2 separate regions of the Homo sapiens genome follow, and region 2 is linked to region 1. Evidence: chromatin loops called from intact Hi-C (ENCODE). Cell type or tissue: A673. All regions are shown on one strand.

Evidence for each region. A loop is a pair of places that touch in the nucleus more often than their neighbours do. Peaks named below come from ENCODE experiments on the same cell type or tissue, not always from the same donor. Only the 100,000 strongest peaks of a DNase experiment are listed, where the experiment ranks them.
Region 2: a loop joins it to region 1, with 5 times the contacts of the local background. A loop is called at or near these places in 2 of 110 quality-filtered maps.

What each region holds. Positions count from the first base shown.
Region 1 is chr4:133,153,370-133,155,869 of GRCh38, forward strand. It overlaps PCDH10 (protocadherin 10), which reads left to right. Exons shown (of 5, transcript NM_032961.3): 2 at 938-996; 3 at 1,548-1,654. Among named protein-coding and RNA genes, the nearest start is that of PCDH10, 5.3 kb to the left of the region's middle. In A673, a CTCF peak has its summit at 1,466; a DNase peak (open chromatin) is centred at 1,492; H3K4me3 peaks cover 2,350 bases; H3K27ac peaks cover 32 bases.
Region 2 is chr4:133,636,222-133,638,721 of GRCh38, forward strand. No RefSeq gene overlaps it. Among named protein-coding and RNA genes, the nearest start is that of PCDH10, 490 kb to the left of the region's middle. In A673, no CTCF peak of the experiment used is centred here; DNase peaks (open chromatin) are centred at 650 and 1,140; H3K27ac peaks cover 2,312 bases.

The sequences.
Region 1 (2,500 bases):
GAAGCCGAGCGCCCACACAGTGTGAATTTGAATGAAGCTGCGTTGGCACAAACCCCTGTTAAGAGTAAACTAACGAAAGGCTTAAACAATTGTTGTCTTAAATATATCTTTTTAGCTAATAATCACCTTCTTGCCACTGTTTTGGATAAATCACGCTGTTGGCTTTCTTCATAAAAGAATTTGGCTTGTCAATTCTGACTTCTTTTTAAAAGGATGGAGAAGTGACAAAGTCGGAGGGTGGGGGTTGGGGGGAGAACAAAGTTGGTTTATGTGAAAGAAAGCTTGGACCGGAAAGGTGTGTGGGTGGTAGAGGTGGGGAGGCGAATGCAGAGGGCCTTTGGAGGGGAAAAGAATGGGGGTGGTGGGGGGCGGGCAGGATTATGAACTCCTTTCCTGGCAGGTTATTTTATTTGAGTCTTAGATATTATTAATTGACTTTCATGAATATTTGTACAGCTCATTTGTATCTTAAGCACATTTTGAAAATAAACAACAACATAATTCCATGAAATATCCAAACTTTTTGCTTATTGAGCGTGCTGTTTTTCTTGTGTCAACCAGTATGCACCTAAACACTTTTTTAAGCCACTGAAGGAAAAGACAGCAGAATATAAACAGGTTGACTCTGTTAGAGACAATAGTATATGAGCTCTAGCCATGAGGTCATTTGCATTTTCTCTTTAAAAAACACACACACATTTAAAGTTAGCCAATTTTTTTTTAACCTTTACAAGTGACTAAAATGTGGATTTAAGTGTCCCTGCATATCTCCCCTGCCCTTACACAGCAATCACTAGGATGAGGTTTTAGGAGAGCTTGGAAATTCATAAAAATGTATACAATTACTTAAGCTAGATATAGTTCCTAACCTCAAAAGTAGACTGCTAGTTCAACCCATAGCATTCAAATGCTCTTGATTTATTTATTTTTTTCCTAGACTAAACACCAGCGAGCAGAGCTCAGCTATCTAGTTGACAGACCTCGCCGAGTTAACAGGTATGGACTCTTTTTTTCCCTAGCAGTAATGGACAATTTACAACCTAGTAAAAGTAGGAAGTAGGTATATTATTCTAAATTAAAATTGAAATGTATAAAATATTTTCAATTAAGGCAGGACATAAATATGAACTATATTGTGTTTCCTAGACAATACATTAAAAATTATACATTATATTTCATTTATATACAACGCTTAAACTATATTTGAATATTTTGTCAATTTACACTCCTACACAGCTTCCGATAGTCTTCCTCACTGTTCCAAATGTATATTTATATCTATTTTATGAAAATGATATAAACATGTATTTAGCTCCAATTATAGAGTAATGCCTAAACTTTACATGACTTAAGTGCTCAAAATGACTGTTAATCGATCATTTTTAAATAGTTAAGCTTAGGCTATAAAAACTAGCTTTATGCAGAAACAAAGCCAACTAAGAGGTCTGTGAGTCTGCAGCACCATCTGTGACCATGTGGTGGCAGAAGAATGTTTTCTGTGTTTCTTCACCTTTTTTATTCTAATATTCACATTTTTGTACTTCTAGTTCTGCATTCCAGGAAGCCGACATAGTAAGCTCTAAGGACAGTGGTCATGGAGACAGTGAACAGGGAGATAGTGATCATGATGCCACCAACCGTGCCCAGTCAGCTGGTAAGTGTGATCAAAGGGCAATCTAAATGCTAACTTTTATAGTTTTTGTTTTTAAAAATAAACGTAGGAAGGATGATGTCCTAGGCAATTTTCCATAGGTCTAATGCTGGTAACTCTACAGAAAAATAGTGTCACTCTACTTTGATATTTGCAGACTTAAAGAGAATTGTAAAAATGCAATGTTCCTTTGGAGAGTTAATGTTAGGAATTCATTGTAGAGAGTGTCAGAATACGAAATATATCTTGCTTATGTAATGTTCTTTAATGGACACATTGCATACAGAAAGACATAGCTCTCTCACTTGGTCCAGTTACCAGTCTTCAGTCAATTAAGGTATTCTTAAACTTGTTTATGGATGAGATAACTGAAGATAAATAAAATTGATTGACCTGCACAAGGTCACAAGAAGATAAATGGATGATTGAAGACTAGAATCCACATTTCTTGTTTTCCAGGGCAATGCATTTTACACACCACCAAGTATTGAATGAGAAAAGTAATGGTGATTAAAAGTCATTAATGGATTGAAAACAGAGTTTCTAATCTTGAGTCTTAGGCTTCAGAACGTTAGGTAATATGTGATAATGTGTATTTTTTGAAGTGTCCTTGGTTTCTTCATATTTTCAACAGGGTCCATGACACATCAAAAGGTGAACTCTGAGTATATTTGTTTGTGGGCTTGATGGTAGTCACTGATAGGTTTCAATGTGCTATATATTCATTTTATTTCACTTTTCTTTTTAGAAAGTCAAGTTTTATGAGATCCTGGTAACTCTTATTACTAATACTAAAAGGAAACTCTTACATGAAATAAAATATGTATGTTAAAATGAAAATGATTTAAT
Region 2 (2,500 bases), 480 kb after region 1:
TTACAGACCTAAATGTAAGACCTGAAAATATAAAACTCCTGGAAGAAAATACAAGGGAAAATTCACTGACACTGATTTGGCAATGATTTCTTGGGTAGAACACTAAAAGCCCAGGCAAAAAAAGCAAAAATAAACAAGTGAGACTATATCAAACTAAAGCTTCTGCACAGCAAAGGAAACAATCAACAAAATGGAAAGGCAGCCTACAGATTGAGAGAAAATGTCAGTGAGCCATAAGACTGAGAAGGGGATAACATCCAAAATATATAAAAAACTTACACAACTCAGTGGCAAAAACAAAAACTAAAAAACAAAATCCCATATGACTAGGTTATAAAATGGGCAAAGAACCCGAACAGACATTTCTCAAAAATGACATAAAAATGCCCAACAGGTATATAAAGAGGTGTGTTCAATATCAGTTATCAGATAAATACAAATTAAAACCATATGAGATATCATCTCACACCTTCTAGGATGGCTTTTATTAAAAAAAAAGAAGGAATCATTTTCGGTAAGAGTATGAAGAAAAAGAACCCCTTGTATACTGATCGTGGGAATTTAGATTTGTGCAGTCACTGTGGAAAAGAGTCTGGGCGTTCCCAAATAAATTAAAAGTAGAACTACCAGATGATCCAGCAATCTTCCTTCTGGATATATACTTAAAGGAAATGAAATCACCACCTTGCAAAGATGTCTGCACTCCCACATTCATTGCAGCATTTTTAATGATAGTCCAGATAGGAAAACTACAGAGCCGTTCATTAACAGATGAATGGATAAAATATGGTTATATATATATACACACACACATACACAGACACATGCACTAGAATACTATTGAACCTTAAAAAAAGGAGACCATGGCATTCACAACAAAATGAATGAAACTAAAGGGCATTATGCTAAAGGTGAGATGCCAGACACATTAAGAAAGATACTGCATGATTTTATTTACATGTGGAATCTGAAAAAAAATAGTAAAATTGAACATATAGAAACACAGTAAAATGGTGGTTGCAGGGAGGGGAAGGGGAATGGAAAGACATAGGTCAAAGGGTTTAAAGATGCAGTTACGTAGGCTAAATAAATTTAGAGGCCTGATTGGCAACATGAGGACTAGAATTAATAACACTGTATTGTATACTGGTAATTCGCCAAGAGAGATTTTAGTTACTCTCACTAAAGAAAAAAAGAAAGAGAGAGCAAGAGAAAGAGAGGAAGGAAGGAAGGAAGGAAGGAAGGAAGGAAGGAAGGAAGGAAGGAAGGAAGGGAAACTATTAAGCTTTTTTATTTTTCATCTTTGGGTGAATAAAAATAGAATTTTTGCTTCCCACTTAACCCAATTTTTAAACTATTCCCTAATTAGCTAAGTGCTTTGTTGTTCAACACACAATAAAATGATTGGAATATAGGTCTTAGACATAAAAAACTCAGAATATTGGCCAAACCATTAAAAAATCAAATCTACCTTTTCGGGGAAATGTTTTCCTAAATAAGAAGACAGTTATAGTATCTGTACCAGCATATTTAAAAGCAGATAAATATTTTCTTTAAACCCAGAATCATGTCCTACAATGTCTTTCACAATTGCCATATTAACTATTGTTTGGGATAATTAGTTGACACATACACAATTCTGAGCAGTGCAATCACAGATGAACAGCTTCAGCAGTATTACAAAGACTTTGAAACATCCATGGAAAAATAATAAAAGACTTGAAACTGGAATAGATTCAACAGGCTCTTTGCAGTTAACCTTTAAAAATGACATTTGAAGCTATTGAAAAGAACCAGTACGGTAGTTTAAGAAAAATGTGTCATTATGAAACGTTATTCTAAAAAATAGTCATGATTGAACTAGTTTTTCTATCTAGAATACGTACACATTCATATCTTGCAGAAGATTGAAGAGTATTACTTTTCTGAAAGTGAAAAGTACAAAATAATTTCTCGTTCATTTTAATGAAAAATATAAATGATACAGCAACAGTCACCTCTTTTATTACTATTTCTCTATATGAATTTTATTTCATAATTTTTCCTGCGTGCTATATTTGCTTATATGAGGTGCCAAAAGTTTACATAATCAAGAATGCTAAAAGGTAACAACATCAGATTGACCTGCTATTTTAATTGGTTTTGATGAATTAGAACTGTTTTTCCTGTTATTTTGAAATTATCTAATTTTTTAAGAAACAAGAACTTACAAAATAACAGAAGATAATTTTGTACCAAAAAAATAAAAATAGAGTTTATATGCAAGGTATAGGAATGACAGGTATTTTTGACAAAAATATTTGTTTAAAACTTTATAAATTCTCAGTCATCTTTGCCTTGGAAATAATTTGCCTTGCAGTACTGAAGAGATCTAAGAGAAAACCAGAATCTAAAGAATAAGAACAGAAAAACTATATATATGTATATATATTCAATAATATGTATATTCAAGAATACATATATATTCTTGAAACCTCTTTGCTAAATATTTTGTATTAAA